Regions from separate parts of the Mus musculus genome. Here regions 1, 2, 3 and 4 are each linked to region 5. Evidence: chromatin loops called from intact Hi-C (ENCODE). Cell type or tissue: left cerebral cortex. All regions are shown on one strand.

Evidence for each region. A loop is a pair of places that touch in the nucleus more often than their neighbours do. Peaks named below come from ENCODE experiments on the same cell type or tissue, not always from the same donor. Only the 100,000 strongest peaks of a DNase experiment are listed, where the experiment ranks them.
Region 1: it touches region 5 in a loop (8-fold over the local background); 41 of 42 quality-filtered maps call a loop at or near these places.
Region 2: a loop joins it to region 5, with 19 times the contacts of the local background. A loop is called at or near these places in 29 of 42 quality-filtered maps.
Region 3: it touches region 5 in a loop (4-fold over the local background); 28 of 42 quality-filtered maps call a loop at or near these places.
Region 4: it touches region 5 in a loop (6-fold over the local background); 31 of 42 quality-filtered maps call a loop at or near these places.

Annotation. Positions count from the first base shown.
Region 1 is chr2:155,617,139-155,622,138 of GRCm38, reverse strand. Myh7b (myosin, heavy chain 7B, cardiac muscle, beta) reads right to left here. Exons shown (of 42, transcript NM_001085378.2): 8 at 4,592-4,615; 9 at 4,399-4,491; 10 at 4,214-4,277; 11 at 3,307-3,405; 12 at 1,946-2,049; 13 at 1,614-1,752; 14 at 1,240-1,358; 15 at 998-1,147; 16 at 703-873. Among named protein-coding and RNA genes, the nearest start is that of Mir499, 3.2 kb to the left of the region's middle. In left cerebral cortex, a CTCF peak has its summit at 2,117 (motif pointing right); a DNase peak (open chromatin) is centred at 2,114.
Region 2 is chr2:155,762,614-155,767,613 of GRCm38, reverse strand. No RefSeq gene overlaps it. Among named protein-coding and RNA genes, the nearest start is that of Mmp24, 10 kb to the left of the region's middle. In left cerebral cortex, a CTCF peak has its summit at 2,377 (motif pointing right); a DNase peak (open chromatin) is centred at 2,414.
Region 3 is chr2:155,590,129-155,595,128 of GRCm38, reverse strand. It overlaps Gss (glutathione synthetase), which reads left to right and starts at 2,319. Exons shown (of 13, transcript NM_008180.2): 1 at 2,319-2,435. Gssos2 (a long non-coding RNA gene) reads right to left here. Exons shown (of 5, transcript XR_001783522.2): 4 at 2,961-3,106; 5 at 603-2,677. In left cerebral cortex, CTCF peaks have their summits at 2,044 and 2,244; DNase peaks (open chromatin) are centred at 2,388 and 3,204; H3K4me3 peaks cover 1,521 bases; H3K27ac peaks cover 1,585 bases.
Region 4 is chr2:155,581,345-155,586,344 of GRCm38, reverse strand. It overlaps Gss (glutathione synthetase), which reads left to right. Exons shown (of 13, transcript NM_008180.2): 3 at 4,312-4,457. The region is part of intron 3 of Gssos2 (a long non-coding RNA gene); the gene reads right to left. Among named protein-coding and RNA genes, the nearest start is that of Gss, 9.0 kb to the left of the region's middle. In left cerebral cortex, a CTCF peak has its summit at 2,007 (motif pointing right); a DNase peak (open chromatin) is centred at 2,002.
Region 5 is chr2:155,514,115-155,519,114 of GRCm38, reverse strand. Ggt7 (gamma-glutamyltransferase 7) reads left to right here and starts at 4,269. Exons shown (of 15, transcript NM_144786.2): 1 at 4,269-4,486. The coding sequence starts at 4,318. Acss2 (acyl-CoA synthetase short-chain family member 2) reads right to left here and starts at 1,072. Exons shown (of 18, transcript NM_019811.3): 1 at 831-1,072. The coding sequence starts at 1,008. In left cerebral cortex, CTCF peaks have their summits at 810, 2,964 (motif pointing left) and 4,230 (motif pointing left); DNase peaks (open chromatin) are centred at 1,181, 2,960, 4,218, 4,882 and 1 more place; H3K4me3 peaks cover 3,124 bases; H3K27ac peaks cover 2,743 bases.

The DNA of each region.
Region 1 (5,000 bases), 100 kb before region 5:
AGGCTAGACCATGCTGGCTGGGACCTTGGACGTTTGTTCTCCAGCCTAACTCCCTCTGGGAGCTGTTTCAGGTCCACAAGCCAGCCGTGTACAGGAGAAGTCAGGCACGTGTGTATACCCAGGAACCCACTTTCTGGGAGAGAAGAGTTTGTGGCTTGACTTCGGATCCCCTTCCCCGCCTATGTGTGTAGAACAGGCTGGCATCTCTGTGCCCTATTAACTAACATCCATGGCTCACTCGGCTTAAGTTTTTTTTTTTTTTTCCTTTAAGACATTTGAATCTGCATTTTGGTATCTACACTCCTTAGAAATAGGGAACCCAATATTTTACTAAATCTATGTTTCTTTTTTAAAATAAGTGTTTGTTTATTTGTATGCATATGTATGTGCCGGCATGAGTTTGTGTGCCCATGGAGGCCAGAGGAAATTGAATACCTTGAAACTCAGGTTACATGCAGCTGTGGCTTGCCTGTTGTGGGTGCTAGGAACTGACCAGACCTTCCTCAAGAGCAGCAAGTGCTCTTAACTCCTACGCCATCTTTCCAGCCCCAAACTTCACTTCTCAACTGAACGGGAATAGTGATTCACTTCAATGCATATTTAATAGCCACATCAATCACAACCACACATTGATAGGCAGCTTATCCAGGCCTGCACGCACGCACGCACAACTTCCGGCAAGGTCCCCACCCTAGGTCTGACCTTCTCGATGAGGTCGATACAAGGCTGCAGGTCAAGGCCGAAGTCGATGAAGACCCAGTCGATGCCCTCCCGCTTGTACTCCTCCTGCTCCAGCACGAACATGTGCTGGTTGAAGAACTGCTGCAGCTTCTCGTTGGTGAAGTTGATGCACAGCTGCTCGAAGCTGTTAAACTATGGGTGGCAGAGCCCCAATCAGCAGGCCCCTGATGGATGCAGACTGGAGGGCGTGGGGAGCACAGCTGTGGTCCCCCACACCCACCCATCAGCCTCTGCCGTGGTTGAGAGCTCTTCTCACCTCAAAAATCTCAAAACCAGCGATGTCCAGGACCCCGATAAAGAACTGTCGAGGGAGCTTTGTGTCCAGGGTCTGATTGATTCGAGAAACCAGCCATCGGAACAACCGGTCGTAGGTAGCCTTGGCCAGGGCCCCCACGGCAAATACCACCTGTGGATACAGGGCGGCAGGGTCGGGTGGGACCCGGCAAGAGAGGGATCCCGCCTCAGCTGTCCCTGAGCGAGCCTTTGGCGCCTTCTCACCTGCTCCACACTCTGGCCCTTGGTAACATACTCATTTCCCACACGAACCCGGGGATGCAGGAGACCTTTGAGGAGGTCCCCGCTGCTGACACCCATCAAGTAGGCAGCCTTGTCCGCACCTGGCAGGGAACATGGCTTGGATAAGGGCAACAACGTGGGCACTTGGGGGTCAGGGGTCTGTTGTCACATCTTGGGGGTTTAAAGAGGAAGGTTAAGAGGAATCGGGGCCTGAAGATTGTCACCTTTAGGAGGGTCTAGAATTCAGACAGGAACAGAGAACACTGAGATGAAAGATTATTGGCAAGGGTCAAGGAGAATGTCTGGGAAAGTTTCCAGGGTAAAGGCCAGGTCAGACTGGGGTTAGAGGTCCTCACTCTCAGTGCCGTCTGCCTCAGCCTGTTCCTCTCTCTGCTTCTGTTTGAACTTCATGTTGCCAAAGTGCAGGAGAGCACCCACGATCTTATAGCAGGCACACTTCTCATCCACACTGAAGCCCAGGATATCCATTGCATGCTGATGTAGAAGGAACCAAGCAGGCTCAGAGAAATATGAGTCCTTGAGAGTCTCGCCGAGGACCACCCCACTCATACTAATTCCCCGGTCTCGACCCAGTGCATATACTCACACACACCCAACCCATGGGAATCCAGCCTGGTGCCCCCTCCCACCCCCACGCCCACCCCGTTTCCCCCACAGAGCATCGTACATCAGTGGCGATAAGTTCCTCGCCGTCATCCATGTTGTCCACAGTGGTGACCCCCTGGCTGCAGAAGTGGTAGTCGTAGGGATTCATGGACAGGAGCAGCATGTCTATGGACAGGGAGGCCCAGGAGGAGTCAGGAGGAAGCCTCAGGCTGCCTTCCCTCTCCTGCCCACCAGGGGGCCCCCGAGGACAGGGGTCTCTCAGAGAGAGTCTTGAGCCTATAAGGGCTTCTCTGTAACCTGAGCTTCTGGTCTCTGTAATCCCTACACAAGGCTTTTAGTTTATTTCATCATTTATTTTTATTTATTCTTTTGAGACAGGTTCTGTGTAGCCCACGCTGGTCGTAATTCACAATCCTCTGATCTCAGCTCCTGAGTCCTGGAATTACAGGCATGACCTGCTGGCTGCTTCTTTTTTACAGTTGTGTGAGTGTGGGAGAGACAGTGTGAGTGAGAGTGTATGAGTGTGTGAGAGTATATGTGCGAGTGTGTGAGAGTATGTGTGTGAGTGTGTAAGGGTATATGTATGAGTGTGCACATGTGTGCGCATGTGTGCTTGTGCATAATTGGGATGGAACTCAGGATTTTGTGCCTCCTGGATAAGTGTTCTCTATCACTGAGTTGTACTTAGCTCTTTTCAAATTTTTATTTTATTTATTAGCATATTTATTTTATTTTGTTTAGACAGGTCTCTCTACATAGCCCTGGCTGGGCTGGGACTATGTAGACCAGGCTAGCTTCACACTGCTTCTGCTTCTTGGGTACATAGACTAAAGTTGCATACCACCAAGCCCCGCCCCTTTTCATTTTTAAAGTTTATATGCATGTCTGGGCATGAGTCCCTTTCTTTACAGTTCTCTGGGGGAATGGCCCTCACTCGGTCCATAAGACTCCCTCATCATTTGACCACTGCTCAGTCATCTTTCTACCCCAGATCCTCAGCTGGATACCGGGACAAGGGAAGACCATGCTTTGCCTTCAAAGGGCTTTCAAATGTGACAGTGGATATAGATTACCACCAGGTTCCCTTGTTGCTGGGTGGGAGTTCTAGTCTCAGGATAGGCAGCTGCAGTCTTAGCAGGACAATGGAACCTGTTTCCCCTAGCATAGGAACATGCGCACATGTGCACGTGCACACACACCTCTGCGGCCGACACCCCCTCAGTAACAACCATTTCCAAAAATAAATAAAAAGCAAAAGAGGGCTTAGTGATAATCAGAAGCAGTAGGAAGAAGAGGGTGGGTACAAACAGGCTGTGTGTTACCAGGAGAGTGGAGGTGCCCCACGCCTCTGCAGAGAGGGTGAACACCCATCCCAGAGCCAGGCAGTGTCTTTGGGATCTGACCTCCCATCCTGACCCTCACCCTGCAGCTCCGGCTTCTTCCCTGAGAGGATCTGGTAGTAGACATGGTAACCACGCTCACCGGGCAGCTGGAAGATCACTCGCGACTTCTCCAGGAGATCTGCAGAGAAGGGGTGCTAGCCTGTGGTCTCTCTACTTTCCCGGGGCAAAGACCCCAGTATGGTGTAAGGATAGAAAAGTGGCAGCCAGGAGAGGCAGGGCATGTGTGGCGGTGCCCATGACTGTGCACAGGCAGGCCTATACTGGAAAGTGCCTTCCCAGGATCTGCGTCACTGGGTGGGACTTGTGTCTGTCTCTGTGGGAGTCCCTGGTGTCTTCCTCCATTGCTCTCAGCCATATATATTGAGGCAGAAGTCTCTCTGTTGAACCCAGAGCTCACTGATGATGCTCTCTTACTGTGCAGCTTGCTTTAGGACTCCCTGCCTCGAGGCAGAGGCAGGCAGATTTCTAAGTTCAAGGCCAGCCTGGTCTACAAAGTGAGCTCCAGGACAGCCAGGGCTACACAGAGAAACCCTGTCTCGAAAAAACCAAAAAAAAAAAAAAAAAAAAAAAAGACTCCCTGCCTCTTGCTCCCCGAGGGCTGGAATTACCAGTGGGCCACCAGCACTTATGCGGGTTCTGAGGATCTGAACTCTCGTCCTTGAAAAGCACAGCAAGGACTTTACTCAGGAGTCCTCTCTCTAGCTCCTCAGAGGAGGCTTGGAAGCAGGGACAGGAAATGGTCACCTTCAGACTATAGACAGAGCAGGAGAGTAGAGACCAGGGGCCAGTATGATGGGTAAAGTGGGCGCAATTGGGAACTGATCAGTGATGGAGAGAAATGGCCAGAGCAGAGAGAAGCCAATGGATTTCTTTGGTTCAGCCTCTGTCCCTCCTTCCACACCTCTCTTGCCCTCTCCCAGACTCACAGCTATCAATGTCCGCAGAGGCCAGCTTCCCAGTGGGACCAAAGTGGATGCGGATGAACTTGCCCTGCAGCGGAGGGACCATGCCACCCTCAGTCCTGTCAAGGGTCCCTTCCACCAGGGCCCCCCAGCTACTGACTCTCCTCCCCTGACCCCCAACCACATACTTCCCGACTGCGCCCACTCACAAAACGGGAGGAGTTGTCGTTCCTCAGAGTCTTGGCGTTGCCAAAAGCCTCCATGGCAGGGTTAGCCTCGATGATTTGATCCTCAAGGGTGCCCTGGTGGCAGCGGGAATGAGGGCCAGAGCAGATCATGGAGAAGGGGACATCCCCAGGACCCCATAAGTGTTGTCTACCCCACAGCTGGCCCAATACTTACCCCTGTCTTTGTCGCCAGAAATTGCTGGAGGGAGAAGGAAAGTGTCAGAGGGTGTGTGGTCTTTCAGAGTAAGGGTGGGGGCATTGGGAGGGTAGTCAGTGGGACAGTGTATGTTAGTCACCACCTACATATTTAGTAATGTTAATCGTAACATTCTCTCCTGGAGCACTCTATACACCTAGCTCTCCTGGACTGATTAGCTAGGAGATGCTAGAGAGGGAGGGGAAGCAAGCACCATCTTGAGGGTTTGAGGCAGGGGGTCAGCACTAGAGTCTCCTGTGTTCCAAGCCCAACCCTGTCTCTGCCTTCTCAGGAATCTCTTCATTGTCCACATCTGCACTAGGGGCACACTAGAGTTTTTTCTCCTTAGCGGCCCAGCCCACCAAAGCTCCTCCTCCTCTGGGAAGAC
Region 2 (5,000 bases), 250 kb before region 5:
TATGTAGCTTATTGCTTTTTTTGGTTTTGTTTTTGTTTTTGGTTTTGTTTTGTTTTGTTTTGTTTTGTTTTGTTTTTGTTAACTGGACACAAGCTAGAGTCCTCTGACTGAGAGGGAAAACCTTCACTGACAACTTAAAAAAAAAGAGCGAATTATTTTTATTTTATGTGCCTTCATTTTATGCATGTGGCTCATGTGTGTGTGCAGTGCCTGAGGGGGCCAGAGGAGGGTGTGTCAGATCCCCTGGAAAGATTGCTAAAGATGGCTGTTAGCACCATGTGGGTACTGGGACTCAAACTCAAGTCCTCTGGAAGAGCAGCTAGTGGACCTGTCTCTCCAGTCCCTCTGTCGACTGTTCTATGTCCTTACTTCATGCATCTCTCTCTCTCTCTCTCCCTCCCTCCCTCCCCCCACCTCTCTCTCTCTCTCTCTCTCTCTCTCTCTCTCTCTCTCTCTCTCTCTCCTCTCCTCCTCCTCCTCCTCCTCCTCCTCCTCCTCCTCCTCCTCCTCCTCCTCCTCCTCCCTCTCATTTTTGTTTTTGTTTCTCAAGACAGGGTTTCTCTGTGTAGCCCTGGCTGTCCTGGAACTCACTCTGTAGACCAGACTGGCCTCGAAATCTGCCTGCCTCTGCCTCCCAAGTGCTGGGATTAAAGGCGTGTGCCACCACCTGCTTCTTTCTTCTTTTTGAAATAGGGTTTCAGTTAGCCCAGACTGGTCTTTGACTATCTCGTGTAGACATATATCCTCAATTAATTAAAAAAAAAACAAATAGAACTTTTTTTTGCAACAGGATCTCAAACTTGTGATCCCCTTGCTTCAGCTTCCAGAGTGCTGGGATGACAGGCAGATGCCATCGTGCCTGGGTCTCTGCCTTGCATCTGTCTCCATGCAGGACCTGGTACATGATTTACAAGGCCCAATGCAAAATGAGAACTCAGAGCCTCTTGTTAAAATATAAACCTGTAGCTGGGTGATGGAGGTGCATGCCTTTCATCCCAGCACTCCGGAGCCAGAGGCAGGAGGGAGCATCTCATCTCTGAGTTTGAGGCCAGCCTGGTCTACAGAGTGAGTTCCAGTACAGCCAGGGCTACTCAAAAAACCATTATATATATGTATGTATGTATACATACATACATATATATATATATATATATATATATATATATATATATATATATATATACACAGACACACACATATATTTATACACATATGTGTGTGTGTGTTAATCCCAGCATTAGGGAGGGGGGCAGGAGGATCAGGGGAATGGTCATCATTGGCTACAAAGTGAGTTCAAATCTAAGCATTTGAAAATGGTAGAAGTGGAACATTTAAACCCTGTGGGGCCCCATGTGAGTGAAGAAGCCACAGCCCATGAGACTGGCTCAGACCCTGAGTGCCACCTTAAACCCACTTTTTCCACATGGCCTATGAAGGAAGAACTTGCCTGTGACTTGCTTTGATGAGCTGCCCTTGAACTTTTCACCCAAGTCACACTCACTCCCTTGGCTCTTCTACATCTCAAAAAAAAAAAAAAAAACCACCTAATTATTTAATTGTGCATGGGAACATACCATAGCACAACTTGTGGGGAGTCAGTTCTTTCCTCCCACTATGTGACTTGAACTTGGGTCCTCAGGTTTGGCAGCAAGCACCTTCAGTTGCTGGGCCATCTTGTCTACCTTGAGTTGTTTTTTAAGCTGTTTATTCTCCTTAACTCTCTGGGCCTTCCCTTGAGTTTTCGTTCACTGGTTCTATCTCTTCACCGTAACTGCAGGGATTTCTCAGGATGCTTAGAAGCCCTCTTCCTATTCTATGTGTCCGTCCATCACTGCAGTTAAAATACTACCTGCACTCTCTCTGCACACATGACAGCCCCAAAGTTTTATCCCCAAGGGTGCTAGTGTAGATCCCAACCTACTACATCCTCAGCCCCGCCACTCACCTAGCCTTATGCTTTCCTTCCTCGTGGAATTTCCCAACTGCAGCAGACCAAGCCAAGCTCCTGTTCTTGTCACTCAAAATCTCATCTCCTCCTAAGTGGTCTCAACCGCATTCCAGATTCTTCTATACTCATCCTAGAGACCTGTGCAGCACCCTTAATATGGCCTTAGCTTTCTCCATTGCCAGCCAGTAAGTTTTTCCTATGGATTCCACTTTATGCAAGATTCCCTGAACTTCTGGACTAGGCCACACACCCTATTTTGTACCCTAGATCTCGTACTTCACAGAGATCATATAACTGTAATTAAGTAATCATTTGTGTGGTTTCATCTTTTCCATGGGTTCAGACCATGTCTGAATGTCTCTAGCACACTATAGGTTATCAATGAATACTTTTTACATAAATAAACAGAAGCCCACTATAGAACTGTTGTTTGCAATTGGGTGTCCAGTAGGGGGCAGCAAAACATAAGGAATGGAAGGGGTCCAGGCCGCAGTCCTCAAAAGGTGACTTTCAGACAAATCAAGGAACCTTCTGGGTCTCTCTACTTCTGTGGGAGTGGGGGGGGGGGGGGAGTCTAATGCTCTTTCCCCTGAATCAATCGAGATACATAGCTTTAAAGAGGCTGTCATGCTGCACAAGACAGTGTCGGTAGCGTCAGTTAGGAGGGCGTGGGTTTGAGGACTGAGCCTGCTGTGACTAGGGACTGCACCGATCTGGAAGAGTGGAAAATTAAAGCTGAGAAAGAGACTGGCCCATGCCCAGAGCCAGCCTGGAGCCAAGCTGTGAGGTCAACCCAGTGTGTTCATGTCACAAGTTCCTCCCTGTTCCCTGAACATCGCCCGCTTCTGTGGCAGTGTCCAGCGTCCTGTCTGCGACACTCTGGTCTCCTCCCACCACGCCTTCCCCTTGCTGGGTCCTGGCCCCTCAGAGGCCTGCTCACCACCCGCCCATGATTACAGTTAACCTGACATCCTGACTGAAGTGCTGAACTGTATTTTCACATCATCCCCAGTGGAGCAGGAGCTGGACCGTCCCCATAGAGAAGGGGTAACCAGAGTATATGGAATGAATGCCACCAGATGAGACTTCAGGTCCCGTGGAAGGTGAGGGAAGGAGCAGCTAACACTGTTGAAGCCAGTCCCAAAATTATACTGAAAAATATATCTCGGCCCGCGGCACCTGGAGAGATTGCGTCCTTGTGATGCGGGGAGACAGCTGGTTAATTCATACCCAGTGAGGTTTCTGTTTGGGGAACACAGTAGGATACTGAGAAGAGCGTTAGAAACATGTAGCCACGCAATAAAATTGTAGAGACGTTCACTCTCCAAAAATGTCCTCTGTCATTTGAATTCAAGCCTCCCTCTCCCCCTTATGCCCTGGCCACACCTATCTAACCTCACCAGATCTGCCTTTCCCAGCAGGTCAAGGAATGACTCAAGGCAGAACGTTGAAACTTGGCTTCTTTCACTTGGCATAATGGAGTTTTTGGCCATTTTTAAAAGTTGGCACACAAAGTGATGGGCTTGACTCTGGCATTTCCCACATGTCTTTATCCTCTACTCTGGTTTCTTCCTCTTCCCCCTTTGCCTTCCTTGCTCCTCCTGCTCTACTTCCTCCTCTTCCAACTGTCCCCTCCTCCCACTCCAAGCCACATGCACTCCAATACCCTCTCACCCCACCCCTGTAAGGATTTATTTATCTTTATGTTATGTGCATGGGTGTTTTGCTTGCATGTACATCTGTGTGCCATGAGCAGCAGAGCTAGTGGTGGCTGAATGAGGGAGTCTGACCTTCTGAAACTGGAGTAACAGAGATGTCAGCACACATGATGTGTGTGCTGGGAACCAAAACCTGGTCCTCTGCAAGAACGATGCTCTTAACCACTGAGCCACCTCTCTAACCTGCCGGCACTTAAAGATTCCTCCTTACTTCTCTCATGGTCTCCTTTTAAGTTCTCTCTCTCTCTCTCTTTCCCTCTGTATCTGTCTTTCTGTCTCTCTCTTTCTCTGTCTTTCTGTCTCTCCCTGTCTCTCTTTCTCTCTGTCTGTATCTCTGTATCTCTGTCTGTCTGTCTGTCTCTCTCAAGTATACACACACACTTAAAATCTAGCTTCTTCTGCTCATGGGAGAACCACAAAGCATCTGTAGTTTTGAATCTTGTAGCCACCAGTGGCCACGGGTTCCTGGGTTCCTGAAAGGAAAGCTGGGGATGGATGGGAAAGATGGCGAGAGAAATAACGAGGCAAGACAAAGTTTTCTGATCAAGGCTCAATCTTTAATTGTAAGGTCTTGAATTTAAAGGGGGGAGACCCATCCCCCACTTTGCCAGGATCTCATTGCTTCGTCAGGATCTTGTCAGGAAAGCAAGCTCAGGCTGTTCAGCAGGTGGTGGGTTCACAATAGACTTTACCTAGGTGGGAAGACTCCACGCTAGGGGGGCTAGCCGACTGTGGCAGAAATGAGGTCTGATTCAGCCCACTCAAGGCTAGGGGGGCGGGCACAGAATCTGGTCTATTCCACTTAACATAATGATTTACGTTTTCTTTTTCTTTTTTTTTTCTTTCAAAGATTTATTTATTGTTATATGTAATTACACTGTAGCGGTCTTCAGACACACTGGACGAGGGCGTCAGATTTCATTACGGATGGTTGTGAGTGGTTGCTGGGATTTGAACTCAGTGCTCTTAACCACGAGCCATCTCTCCAGACCTACATTTTCATTTTCCTGCAAAGGTTTCATTTTTCTTTGTTTGATCAATTAATTCTATAGCTGCTCTTCCCCCACCCACCCCATTTTATGGCTGGCGTGCTGGACTTCATTGTTTCTTGCCGTCTGCTGCTCTTGAGTTTGACTTGTTGTCATTTTCAGAGACCCTGTAGGATCAGCTTATTATCTACTTGAGGTCAAGTCAGGTGTTTGACGAAAGCATGTACTCAGGGCTTCGAGTGCTCCTTCTAGAATGATCTTAACTGGACCCCAACGATTCTGCTAAACTGTACTTTCATTTTCATTTGGCTCTAGGAATTTTTAAAATTTCCCCATTGATTTTTT
Region 3 (5,000 bases), 76 kb before region 5:
TTGACCTAGAGGTGTTGATATTTTCTCAGGTTAAACCTGTTTTGTTGTAGAAGTTGCTTCTCCATCTTTTCCTGTCCCATGGACCTGTCAGGGGGAGTGAACAAGGTAGGTGCTGGGAATTCACATTCAGGAGATGAAATGACAAAGAGAAGTAATTCCATGCACTGATGACTGGTATGAAAAAAAAAAACCTTCATGTGACAGACAGGGGTGGTGGTGGTGAACATCTGAGTGACAATGACAGACAGGGGTGGTCATGTGATGGTGACGTCTGAGTGACAGACAAGGAGACAGTTGTGCTAAAATTTAGCAGTAAATCATCCAAGGAGAGGAGCGGGAAGGGGCTACGATTTCCCGGGATGGCAAGTCCTTCATTCCCTCTTATTATCAACCAGGTCACTTTGGACAAGTTAGATCACCTCTCAGGCTCAGCTGCCATATCTACAAAACAGAAATGAAGCCACTTCACCTCCCACAATGTGAGGAGACCCAGCCAAAGGGCCATTAACATCTGGGTCCTCCCCAAATGTCACCCATAATCACCAGATAGACCATTGCTGATCCATCTTAGAAGAAAGGAAGCTGTATAGAGAGTCCTGGGCCTTGGTGCTTTTGTTTTTATTATAATTTCATTTTTGTTTGTTTTGGTTTTGAGATAAGATCTAACTAACTCTGGCTGGCCTGGAACTGGTTATGTAAACCAGGCTGGTCTAGAACTCACTGAGATCCTCCTGCCTCTGCCTTCCAAAGGCTGGAATTAAAGGTACAAGCCAGCACTTACTCCCTGCGTACTGTAATTCATTTAGTACCAGAAATAGCTACCTTTACCTCTGGTTAATACAGTGACTTTTGTCTGTCAGTCGGGGCAGCTGCTTCCTACCTGGTCATTATAGAAGCAATAAGAAAAAGGTATCAGACCACAAACATTATTCTGGCAACAGCCAGATCACCTCCCTGCCAACTCTGTCCCATTCATACGAGACATCTGGAGGGCTGTCCTTCCTAGACTGGAGAGAGGCACCTGCTTTATCTAAAGAGTTGGAAGGATTTTGGTCCCTGGGTTAGGCCACTGATTTACAGTCAGTAGAAATTCTCCTTCATAAATCTCTCTTCAATTTGACATTCCCCCTCCCCTTTTTTCCCTTCACAGCGATGGCTTGGAGCCTCACCAACTTACAGCTAACTCTGGATCATGTCTGTCTGTACCTAATATATAGAATGGCGTCTTGTCTCTGCTAAATCTCCAGCCTCAAGGTTTCTTCCTGAGGCCAGCTCTTAACAGCCTGCCCCACACTCTAGAGCCCACCTTTTATTTACACCAAACCAATTAGGAGTTTGCTATCTTAGGCATAATTCCCTAGGGTTTGATCAGATACATTCATTTCAGGAAAATTTTTATCAGAAAGGAACATCTTTTTTTAAAATCAGGTATATATAGTGGCTATTCCTGATTGTCAACTTGACTATATCTGGAATGAACTACAATCCAGAATTGGAAGGTTCACCTGTGATCCTAATCTGGAGACTGGGAGATACAAGTTTCTGACCTGGATCTTGGCATGGAGATCTTGAGGCCTAGTGACTATGAATTCCAGAAGATTAAGACAGGGAGACCTCTGAGTTTAAGGTCATCTGGGACAAAGCAAGTCCCAGATCCAGGCACACACTTTTAATCTGAGCCACACCTTCTGATGGAGACCTACATAAGGACATTGGAAGAAGGAAGATTAGCTCTTCTTTGCCCTGCTTGCCTTGTGGGACTGAGCTAGATCCTTGGACTGACATTCACAGCTGCTGTTGACCATTGTTGGGGAGTTGGACTACAGACTGTAAGTCATCTACAAATTCCCTCACTATATAGAGACTACCCATAAGTTCTGTGACTAGAGAACCCTGACTAATACAAGATAACTCAGATTTTGAATCAACCTCTCACAGTCTAGGGAAAACAAAGTTAAATTACTGTAGGTTGCCAGAGGATGAGGGGTCTGTATAGAGGGAAGAGGATAATGAACTTGCATATTTACAAACAGCCCCATGGGGGCTGAAGACAGGGGTGGCTAAGAGAACTTTTGCTCTGGGTTCCCAGAGGATGCGACGCTCTCTTCTGCCTTTGAGTGTCCCCATCTCACAGCGTGCCACTAGCTCTAACTCTCTGGGAACTAAGCTAACAGGTAGCATCCCGCCGTTGTAGCCACAACCAAGGCTCTCCCTAGAGTACCGACGTATTCCTTAAAGCCCAGGTCACTGCTCATGTAATGCCCCTTCCCGGCCGCCGTCCAGTTCCATAAACACAGGGCTCCTTCCCCACCCCTCCTCTTTAGCCTTGCGGGGCGGTCTGCGCAGGCGCACTGGGTCGTACCGAAGCCCCGCCCCCCGAGCCCGGGTAACGGCGTGCGGAGTTTGAGCTTGGCGAGCAGCTGGACAACGAGCGAGTAAGTCGGGGCTTCGCGACGGCGGCTGGCGAGGGTCAAGTTTCCTTGGGAGGAGAGCGGTGAGGGAGGGGTCTGAGAGCGATTAGAACGCGGCGAGCGGGCAGATGACGCGGTGGCTGGGAACGCGGCGAGCACCGGGAAACTTGTGTCCAGTGAGGGGCTTGTGCTGGGCGTGCTGAACCTAGATTTCCAGATCGCCGGTTCCCAGCTCGGACACTGTTAGCGAGGCTAGAGCCAGAGTTCTAGGGAAAATAAACAAGCCACCATCAAAAACTGGGAGAGATCAGGAACAAACTTTGTCTAGGGATGGGGAGCGGACGGGGCCCATCACGGGGACAAGACAGGACAAGCGACTGTGTTGTAGCCCGAGGCCCTGAGCCCGCACTCGCCTCGCCCAGGGGATTAAAGTCCAACGGGATTTCTGTGTGGGCGTTTTAAAGTTTTTCGTGATTCATTCACCACTTACTTATTTAACCTTCAATGAAGTATCAAGGCAAATGCTATTTTTATGATAGAGGTACGAACCTGGACAGAGAAATCCGGCGATGGCTTCCAAAACAGAATCAAGAGTTGGGGGTACAGAGGCTGGGGATGTAGCTCAGTGGGAGAACCTTTAAGCCACGAGGAAAGCAGGAAAGCGAGGAAAGCAGGAAAGCGTCATCATCCAAGATCTGAAAGTAAGAGAGAGAGGCTGGTGTGTTTTAGTCACTTAAGATGCCTTTACTACTCTGAAAGTGCCCAGGAAGAGGAGTGGGTTGGCAGTAGAGGCAGACATGAGGGAATTCAAAGCGCTGCATTTAGTCAGCAGAATCCACAGGACTGGAAGAAATGGGCTGTAAGAGAAAAGTGCACGTGAGGCTGGGATGTCAGGGTGAGACTCATTAGAGGAGGACCGCCCCAGGGAGCAGGAGGAGTGTTCTAGATTGAAAACCAGGAAAGAACTTGCTGTGTAAATACAAACTTGAGTGTCACCAGCCAAACAAGTCACAGAACAGTTAAATCTGTAGAAAGGAAAACAAGGGGCCCAGTTAGCATTGTCTAGTTATTACTAGTATAGTGTTTTTGTTCATGAATATGCATGGACACCCAAACACTGGTGTGTGTGTGTGTGTGTGTGTATGTATGTGTGTGTGTGAGATGCAGATGTGCTGTCAGTGTTTGTATGTGAGGGTGCCCTGAGCATCAGGTGTCTTCCCTGATCAGTGCACTTCCTCTCTGCACCTCTGGGATTATAGCCTGCTCACTATCTGCCCAGGATTTATGTGCATAATTGGGGGTCTGAGCTCTTTACCTGCTAGCCCCCTCCTTCGCCCTCTACCTTATTTTTTTTGTTTTTAAAGACAGGGCCTTACTGAACCTGGAGCTCACTCGCATTCACTAACCAGCAAGCTGCAAATGTCCAGCTGTCATGATCTCCCCAGCACTGCAAGTTCAAAGCTAGCCTAGCCTGAGCGCCAGGCCAGCCAGGGCTGTATCTCCAACAGCATTTGAGCTAACAAGTTTCATTACTTCTTTTCCTGGTCAGGATCTTGCTCTGTCACCCAGGCTGGCCTCCAACTCAGCAATCCTCCACTCTCAGCCTCCCAAGCACTGGTCTCACAGGCAGGCATGACCACACCCAGCTGAATAGTTGACTAATTAAGCTCTCTGCTTTGAAGGCTATGGGGCATGATGTTGGCTTCAATCCCACTACTGTGTTCCATCTTTTATGGGTGCCGAGGATAGACTTCTCATGTTTGTGTGGCTAGCACCTTACCCACAGAGCCATTGCTTCAGCTGATACAGAGACTTGCTGTGTAGCCCAGGCTAGCCTCAAACTCATGGTTCTCCTGCCTCCACCTCCTGAGTACTGGGATTACAGCCCTGCACCACTATGCCCATCTGTAGTGATTATTTTTAATGTGTTCTCTTTCTCTGGGTTGCCAGTTCCCAGCCGTTTAACAGTCTTGTCAGCCAAGCAGAAGCCCATGGACAGACATCTGTGGAGAGATGGGACTAGTGGAGGTCCAGTTGCTCTAATGTTGGAGCCATGGGTTATTTTGGCCCTGTTCCTGGGTTTCCATACAACCTCTAACAGGCCTCCCACTGCTTGTGGAGTGGGAACAAACAGAACAAGTTCCTAGCCTAGCACTCAGCTATGGGTTCATGGGTTAGGCTTGGTCCCCAGTGTAGTGATTTTGGGTAGTGGTGGGACCCTTAAGAGGTGAGGCCTGTGGGATGTCCCTAGATCACTGAGGAAGCTGCCCTTGGAAGCTATTGAGGTCGCTCTTTTGAGGCCTAGTTACTTCTTGGAGGAGTGAGTTGTTATGAGTGAGCCTGAGTCACACACACTGTTTGGTTCCTTCCTGCTCATGTGCCCACCATTAAAGACCCTCAGCCAGGGAGTCCTCAACAAAGCCAGCTCCAAGCCCCTCCACCTTCAAAGCAGAGAGCTTAATTAGTCAACTATTCAGCTGGGTGTGGTCATGCCTGCCTGTGAGACCAGTGCTTGGGAGGCTGAGAGTGGAGGATTGCTGAGTTGGAGGCCAGCCTGAGTGACAAAGCAAGATCCTGACCAGGAAAAGA
Region 4 (5,000 bases), 67 kb before region 5:
CTTACTCTTAGGCATACTTTCCCCTAATGGTAACACTCAATAGTATTGTTTTATGATACAAAGATTAAACACTCATTGGTACATCAAAGGTGTGTGTGCGAGTGCGTACACACACACACTTTGGCATTTTGAGACAGGGTTTCTCTGTATCATACTCCTTCTCCTGGGCTCAGTCGCACTTATGAGGCAGGAGGATTGCTTAAAAGCATGAATTTGAGACCAGCTTGACAACATCCTGAGATACTTTCCTACTCTCCTGTCTCGTCTCTGAGTGGCTGTGCTTGCTGTCTTGTATACCTCTGCAGTCAGCCCTTTCTCCCTCTTTGTGTGCAAAGGCGCTTACTAGATCAGCCTTGCTGTATTTTGCTGCTTCTTTTCATTCCCAATCCCACTTCTTTCTCCCCTTTTTTTCTTTTCTTTCTAGCCCTCCCTTTCTCTGCGCCCCCCCCCCCGCCCCGTGAATTTATTCCGAACCACACCCTGCTCTATGCCAGGGCGGTCTTGACATGGCTCTCAGCCAGAGGCTCTCACCTTTGGAGTGTGGGTTTAGTTGGAGTCTGTAACAGAGAATAAATTTAAGGAATGTCATTGGACTGGGAGGCGCAGGCAGCATGCAGTGTGCAGTTAACTGTCATTTATTGAACACTCATTGTGTGTCGGGCTTTATTCTAATTACTTTGGAACTGCTGACTCATTTAACCTTCACAGCCACAGAGATGAGGAAATCTCAGCTCGGAGAAGTTAAGTAACCCGACTGAGGTCACTGAGGTCGTGGGAAGATTGGCAGAGCCGGACTCTAATCCCACGGAGTTAGGCTCTCAAGGCAGGCTCTGCACATTCCCACCCTGCCGGTCTTTCTTGGGACACCCGATAGAAGTAGCGATTCATTTTGATCAGAGGTAAAATGGTGAATGATAGACAGACTGAGCTAAAAAGACAAATGGGGGACACCCCCAAAGTACGGAGAGGGCAAAAATGTTCAAAGAATGCAGCTGAAAGGCAGGGCTGGTCAATGGGTGGACTCAGGTGAAGTCAGACAGCCCATCTGACCTTTTGATTCTGGGCAGAGGGGACTGTGACCTTCACCCTGTAGATCGATGCAGCAGATCAGCCCCGTGAGGGTTTAAGATTTGACACCTGCAGCGTTAGACAGGGACTTCATTTTGAACTGCTAACACATGAGCTAGGTGAACTGTCCAAAAGCATATCCAGTGTAGAGTAAGACTCCTTCCCCCAGCCGCCGTTTCCCTCGGAGGCAAGCCATCTTTACATTTTTGTTAGTGTTGTCTTCTTCCCTTTTTCAAGAAAAAAAAAGTTAGCAGCATTTCTATTTTTAAATATTTATTCTTATTTTATGTGTTTATGTGTGTGCCCAAGTGTATGTATGTGCACTACCTACAGATGCCAGAAGAAACTTCAGGTCCTCTGGAACTCTACTTACAGGCGGTTGGAAGCTGCCATGTGGGTGTTGGGAGTTGAACTGAGGGCCTCTGTAAGAGCAACTGGTGCTCTTGACTACTGAGCCATCTTCATACCAGCATTTTTTTTTTTCTTTTAAAAAAGGCCGGACCAACACTAAAACAGTAGGGTCTGGGGAGGTTGGGTCATTTTTTGAAGTACCCATGAGCAAGCATGAGAACCTGAGTTCAGACCCCAGAATCCATCCCTGGCACAGTAGTAGACACCTGCAACCCCAGATCTGTGGAGTTCACTGGCTAGCCAGCCTGTCCAGTCTGTGACTTTCAGGTTTAGTGAAAGACCTTGTCTCAAAAAATGAAGGTGGAGAGGGCAAGACACCCAACTCTCAGTATACATGCACTTGCCCACACTGCCAAGTATATACACCATACACACATGCAAATAATATAATAAATATAACAACAACAATAAAAAGTTACTCAGTTTATCTATGCAAATCAAACTGGGAAGGTGTGGTAGCTCAGGCCTGTAATTCCAGCACTTGGGAAATGGAGTCAGGAGGAGCAGAAGTTCTAGACTGGACCACTAGATGGCTCTGTGGGCAAAGGCACCTGCCGCTGAACTTTAAGGACCTGAGTTTGATTCCATAACCTAGTGGTCGAAGGAAAGACTCAGTTCCCACACATTGTCCTTTGAACTTCATTTCATATGCATGCTATAAAGCTATGGAACACATACACATAATATAATATAATATAATACAATATTTTTTAAAAAGAGGCTTAAGCTCAGCCTAGCCTACAGCGAGGCCAGCCTCCTCTATGTGAGACCCTGTCTTCAAACTGACAAACATCATGTGATCTGGGAGTTGCTTGTCCCCCACCTCACTGTTCCTATTGTTCCCTGGTGACAAAACAGAGTGTTATTGTCATACGTGTGCTACTGTTTTCTCTAAAAAGTGAGAGCTGTGTGATTCAGCCCGTGGACAGCAGAGGACAGTTGTGTGCTGGCCATCCTAAATTCAAATAGGTATGATGAGTGCTGGGGTCGGGACAGACAGAAGTCTTGGCAGAAAAACTCTGGCAATGTTTTAGATTGGGTGGGACTTGAGAGAGGCAGTTTCCTGTGTCTTAAAGCCATGTACTTTGGGTGCTGGTCACCTTTTACGTGATCTGTAATAATCCTGCCCCTGTTTTGGTTTTTTGTTTTGTTTTGTTTTTAGATTTTTTGAGACAGAACCTTTCTATATGTGTAAAAAGGAAATCATATATTTGTGTGTGTCTGTGTGTGTGTGTGTGTATTTGTCTTGGGGAGAGGACTGGGTGACTCAAGCCAAAGTGGGATTGAGACATACTTCTCACTATGTACCTTAGCTCTTTTATTTTGATTTATTTGTTTTTTTTGGTTTTTTTTTTTTTTAATTCGAGACAGGGTCTCTCTACCTACCCCTGACTATACTGGATCTCACTTTGTAGACCAGACTGCCCTTGAACTCACAGAGATCTGCTTTTTCTCTTCTTCCGAAGTTTGGGGATTAAAGGCATGTGCCACCACACCTGGCTGTTTAGAGCTCCTTTGAAATATGTATGATTGTTTGTATATAGTTCAAGGTAATTTTTTAAAAGATTATATAAAAGGCAGATTTATTGGGAACCTGCTCCTGGATGGGCAAGTTCATTGGCCCCAAGGACCAAGGCCAGGGAAGTCACCATGGGGGAGGGGGAGGAGCCGTTAGGGGAGGGAGAGAGAAAGAGCGAAGGGGGCAGGCGCACACAGAGAGAAGATGAGAAGAGGGGGAGCTCAAGGTAATTTTTTTAAAGAGAATATTATAAAAGCTCTAAGACGGGCAGTGGTGGCACACGCCTTTAATCACAGCACTCAGAGGCAGAGGCAGGTGAATCTCTAGGTTCAAGGCCAGCCTGGTCTACAGAGTTGAGTTCCAAGACAACCAGGGCTGTATACACAGAGACACTCTGCCTCAAAAAACCCAACAGCAACAACAAAAGAGAAAAATAAAGAGAAAGTTCTACCACCATAAACCCAACCTACCATAATGGCAAACTGATATTAACTGAGAGGGTAAATAATTCAAGTAACAGGGTATATTTTTATCTGCCAAGTTCCAGTTCGTTGGTTGTTGGAAATCTCAGGAGGCATATCTCCATTCTAGAATAACTGTCTTAAATGATACTTGGATTTCATGCCTGTATCAAAGTCCAAAGAACCCAGGGTATAACTAAATGCCAGCCTGTTAACTGGAGTCAAGGACAAGGACAGACAAGACTCCTGCCTTCTAGTCCGAGAGCCACAGTTCATCTCCTACCAGGAGCCTTTTCCCCCTACCCCAACGAGAAGGCCAGGGGCCTCTGGTGTGAGCTCCTGACATGGGGACAGACTTCAACATCAGTCAGTCAGGAACACAGGAGGGGAGTGCAGTTATATGGTGAGCGTGGAGTCTGAGTGTGTTCCAGTGGCTCAGTAACCATCCTGGTTCACATCCAAACACCAGCACCTGAGTATATTCTAACTCAAGTCCTTTGCTAAGTTTAAATAACATTAACACCTTCCTCACAGAATTTAATGATGAACCCGTTCATTTAAGTATTCAGCACAATGATTGGCAAGCAGTAAGTACCTAATAATTCTTGTGGGAGTCTTTATTTTATATGCCTCTCATTTAAAGAAAACCCTGTGGAACTGTCACAGAACCTGAAGCTCCATTGTACCCTTGCTTGCTGTTTTTGTTTTCTTATCTCTTCCCGTTGTGAAGTGACCACTGCCCTGCAGTTGTGTGCCTTAGATCCATGTGAGAAGATGACACATTCACAGCTGTTTTCTCCCTTTCTCCCTCTCTCTCTCTCTCTCTCTCTCTCTCTCTCTCTCATTGATCAGGTGGTGACGTATGCCCCATTCACGCTTTTCCCCTCACCAGTACCCAGTGCTCTGCTGGAGCAGGCCTATGCTGTGCAGATGGACTTCAACATACTGGTGGATGCTGTCAGCCAGAACCCAGCCTTCCTGGAGCAAACACTGTCTAGGTACTGAGAGCTGAGGTCTTGGGGGTCAGGGATGTGAAAAGCATGGGATGGGAAGGCTGGGGAGCCATGAATTGGTGCTGTGTAAGTTAACCTGGTGGAATAGGGAGCAGGTGTCCCTCAGAGGACATAAAAAGTAGGAAAGGAGTGAGGAGAACTGCCTTCCAATCCTGCCTCTGCTGCTTTCTGTCTGGCAGGCCAAAGGAAAGCCCTCCTCCTTCTCTGAGCCTCAGTTTCTTCATCTGAAAAATGAGGTTGCCTGAGGTCTAAGGATGCTGTGATTCTGTTGTCAGTGTGTGTATATATATATGTGTGTGTGTGTGTGTACACATATGTATATATACCATGTATATGTATATATATGTATACACACGTATACACATATATGTATGTACACACGTATACACACGTACACACACATGCTATATCTATGGTTAAGTTTTTGATGGAAAACTTTTGTTAGGGACCAATTTTTTTTTCAGATGTGTTCCTTGGTGGCAGGTTGGATGTGGGAAAAAATAATAATGATCTGAAGTTTGGAAACCA
Region 5 (5,000 bases):
GTAGAGCAGGCTGGCCTTGAACTTACAAAGACCTGCCTCTGCCTCCCCAGTGCACGGGATTAAAGGCCTGGCCAGATCGTGGTTTTGCACCCTAAACTGTCCTGACACTTAAGAACGTGTCAAGGCATAGAATTGTCTCTCAGACTCTGAGTTACTAGAATTTAGATCCAATTTTGGTTTTTTTAAGCAAAAAAACAAAACAAAACAAAACAAAACAAAACAAAACAAACAGGCTTGGTGGTAAACCTCACTCCGTCTTGTTTTGTTCACTATACCATCAAAACAACCAAAGCATCGGCATACTGACAACTCGTACAGTTGTGTATTGGGATTGCTGTCATTTTACACAGAGGCAGGACTCCTAGATGGGAAACAGACTTGCACTGACGCTGAGCAAAACGAGATGGGTGCATTCGTTAAAGGTCTGAGGGAGGCATGGTTGAATTGGAGGCAAAGGTGATTCTCTTCAGGGCTCTCCTTCCCTCAAGGTTCACCCTTGCTCCTTGGAGCCCTTCCTTTCACCTCGAGGGCTCTCTCAGGGAACTTTCTCCTCACCGATCCCCGCTTCTTCTCACGGAACCCGCATCTCCTCGTGAAAACTCGCATCTCCCAAAACTGCCAAGTCGCCAGAGAGTGCCCCAACTTCTAGGAAGTCTCGCCTCACAGATGCCTCCTTCTTCTCACAGAACGCCATCTCTTTCGAATCCCTTTTCCATGTCCCTCAGGGACCCTCCATCTCCTCCCTTTCTAACGGAGCTCGGTAAATCTCCCTCGGACTCCCGCTCCTCTGCTCACTGGCGCCCCCAAGAGTCGCTCGGGCCCAGCCTCACCCCGTGGCTCCTCCACAGAACGCCGGTGCAGCTCGCGGTAGCGCTGCAGAGAGGGGACGTGCGCCGAGCGTCTGACCTCCGGCGGCGGGGACCAACCCCGCACCCGGCCCTCGGCGCCGGTCTCCTCACGAGCCCGGCTTCCACTGCCGCTCTTGCGCCGCTCCTCGGGAAGCCCCATCGCATCAAGTTCCGAACACCTTGTCCGCCGTTGCGGTCGCTGCGGGTGCCGGGGCGGGGAAAACAGGTCGACCCTAGAGGCGGGGCCTCGGGTGAGGGCGGAGCCTGAGGCTAGAGGCCGTGCTCTAGGCATCCAATAGTGGGTAGGGCCGTGCGTGAAGGGGCGGGGTCAGCAAAAACCGCTGAAGACAAGGGGTAAGGGCGGAGCTGTCTTGCCGGAAGGGGTGGAGCCGTAGTGAAAGCAGAAGGAATGGTCAGGGAATGACAGGAGAGGGGTGGGGCCTTGGAATGACAGTGGAGGGGCGGGGCCAGAGGTGACAGGCGAGGAGGCGGGCCCGTGGAGTGATGGGGTGTAGCCCGGCTGGATGTGACACGAGAGGAGGCAAGGCTGTGGAGTGACCAAGTTAGGGTCTTGGAGTGACAAGGGTTGGGTTACGGCGCCGCGCAGCTTGAGACATGAAAGGCTGGCTAATAAGAGGCATTGTGTCATCCGTTGTGCAATTACCGTGGTCTGATTGCGTGATCCTGTCACTCCAGAGTTGGATAGCCAAGTGCAGTACAGTTCCTTCTGGGTGACACTCCACAGTCTCCCACCGAACAGCACCCCTATTCCGTTCCCATGGAAAAATTCCTCCGCGACCTTGAGGGCACAGATCCCCAATATGAACCTTCCTGCTAACTCGTTCTGATTCTCTCCCACCTCTTAGGACATGTCATTCTTTTTGCCTCCATAAATCTCCATCCTGATGTAAAGTACAAGACTCTTAAGTGAAGACGAGGAGGATCCTTCAGATATTGGCTCCAAACGCACAAATTCTCTTAGCACTAAAGGTAAATTCAGAAAAGGAAGGGAAATGTCACAAAGTCGGGGAGCAGATAAAGATCAAGTTATGGTCAGATCTGAGTTCTTGTATTGTTTGTTTTTACTAACATAAACAGAAAGCCAGATCTTAAAATACAAGGTCTATGCAATATAAAATAATACAAGTATAAAGAGGAAAAATTACATTCTTTAATTCACCTAAGTACACACCTATCTGCCACAAATTGAGTTTACTTCCCTCTGGCGTCCCTCTATCCTCTTCACCCAAAAGGAAGCCGAGCAGGACACCCTCCACTTCCTTCCTACAGTTATCACCAAGGACTACCTCATCTTACAATTCAGACTGTCAAAACAAGGATCTTTAATTATTTAGCTACAAGAGTGAATCTGAGGTCTGAAGCAGCCAGCTCCTGCCATTTAATGTCTACTTAGGGCTTGTGACCCATCAACTCACCTGCTACACTGATCTTTGTCCAACTGACCATATGCTTAGCCCACCCTAAACTGAAAAACACATGCTCAGACATATGATCCAGAGCCAACCCAATCCTGAGGGGAGGTTTTAAGGCTCACTAAGCACATACAGACCTTGTAGAATAGACAAGGGTCTCAGCGAGGGAACAGATACTTTCTCAAGGAGACATCAACCCCTCTGAACAAATACACACTTCATTGAAATTGCACAAACTATATTAAGAAGGCAGAGCTTTTTCTGGAGGTCTCAGACCCCTCGGAAAAGCCCTGCTTATAGGATGCAGATGGCATTACCAGGCTAAGAAACAGGCTTTCCTCTAGGAGATAAAGACTTCACTAAAGATATCTGAACCCCGATGAGAGGGTTCAGTCCTCACTGAGGGCCTTCTACATACACTGACGGAGTGGACAGCACTCAGGCCACACAGATCTCATTGGCGACAAAACTCTCATTGGAATAGAAGGAGTCACAGAAACAATGATCGCTATAGACTCCAACAATAAGAACCTCTGTATGGGGAAGAAGGCATAAATAAGTTTGCCTATTGATCTGAAGACCACCATCCCTTATTCCCAATTCCACTGCCCAGCTCTGACCCTCCATTCTTCCTAAACCTTTCTCCTGCAACTGTTCCCTATCTACTGCTGCCCCCTGCTGTCTATAAGTAGCACTGCAGCTCCATGATCCATGGTAAATGCTAAAACAGTTCAAGTCACACTGAGCCTGGAGCCAGGGACCAGGAAAGAAAGGAATATTGTGTGTCCACAGCTTCACCAATCCCATCTCCCTACTTGTGGACTGAATAGTAGAAGTTTGGACTTATAACTATCATTCTTGGAGCTAGGAGAGTGGTTCCAGAGATGGGCTTGGCAAGTACAGAAACACATTCTCCTTCTTACCTTCCCCTCTTCTTTCTTTGTTTCTTTCCTCCTCCTCCTCCTCCTCCTCCTCCTCCTCCTCCTCCTCCTCCTCCTCCTCCTCCTCCTCCTCCTCCTCTTCCTCCTCCTCCTCTCCTTTTTTCTTCTTTTGATGCTGTGTGTCAAACCCTCACACAGACAAGCACTCTACCAAGGAGTTACTTCCTAAGTTCTTAGCCGTCTATCCTTCCCATCCCACCGCCCTGCTCTACCACACCATTATTACTTCTTTTACTTTAACTTCAGAACCACATCAAGCATTCTTTAAAATGCCAAAGAATATTAAGGTTCCAAAGGCCATGCTCTGGCCTACTGAATCGCTTTTCCTGGAGTGGAATCTGAGGATTTGCTTCTAAAGATTTTAAAGTTGGGGGTGGGCTTTCAGGAAGGGCCAATCTCCTATGCTGATACATCAGGGCAGTTCCAGAAGGAGTTGGGGTTTAAAAGAGAAATGTGAGCAATCTGGGGGAGGGAGGGCACAGGAAGGAGTGTGAGATCAAAAGAGAGGTTCAAGAGGGGCCTGCAGGTGAAAAAGCAGTCAGGATGAAGTAGGGGTTGGAGATTGAAAAGGAATCTTGGGATGAAATGAAGTCAGAGTCGTAAGTCAAAAAGAACACTGCGGGTATGAAGAGTAAGTAGTCTTAGTGGGGTCGGAAAAGTAGTTTGAGATCAGAAGAGGGGAATCTTGGCGACCACAGAGAAATTTGGAGTCCAGGAAGTGAGTGGTCCGAAGAGGATCTGAAATCAAAGAGAAATTTGCGCTCAAAAGTCAGTCTGTGGTTCTAGAAGCATATGGAATCTGGGCTGGATTCAGACTGGAAGGAGGAAGGGCCAGGGATTGTTTGAGGATCCCAGAGTAGCGTCTTCATCCTGGCAACCTTCCACTGTCCTCTGGGCTCCCATCCTCCTGCACCTGCCTGCAGGCTGCAATCAGTAGACTTTAAGCAGGCGGGGGCGAGTCATACTAGGACACTGCTGACGGTGGGGGCGCCCCCTCCCGGCTGTCCAGGAGCTCAGACCCCGCCCTCCGCCCTCGCACCCCCCTCTTCACTGCCACTTCCGGCAGGCGCTGCGCTGCTGGGGGTTAGGGCGAGGATGGCGGCTGAGAACGAGGCTAGCCAGGAGAGCGCCCTAGGCGCCTACTCACCAGTGGACTATATGAGCATCACCAGCTTCCCGAGGCTGCCGGAGGACGAGCCAGCGCCTGCGGCCCCACTGAGGGGCCGTAAGGACGAGGACGCCTTCTTGGGAGACCCGGATACTGGTGAGGCCCTCTGGCCCCATCCCTGCCCCGCCTTGGGGGGTTGAGGGTGGGGGCTGGTGTCCTGGTCCTCCTCCTCCTGTTCTGAGCATCCATTTCCAATCTCCCATCTCCTTCATTCATCCTCTGCATCCTGGACCTCTCCCCTTCTTCCTCAGCCCTGTTAACTGTCTGGTGGGAAAGGGGGTATTTTTGCCTTGGAGGCGTAGGATGCGACACGGGAGGGGATGCAAGGACTGCAGCAGGAGAGATTATGATTACCTTTTAGGAAGAACCTATTGAGAAAAAAGGGATGCTGGAGGGGAGAGCCTAAAGAACAGCTGTGGTCACCTAGTAAAAGCTTTTCTCTAGCCACAGAGGACAGGATAGAAAAGCCAAGTAGGAGACTGCAGCAGGCGGGATGGAGTCTAGATCTTCAGGAGAACTTCACCATAGCCAGGGATTATGGGAAGCAGAGTGTCCCGAGAAGAGCTGAGAATCTATCTCTTCATGTCCAGAGAGGGGTAAAGAAAATGTG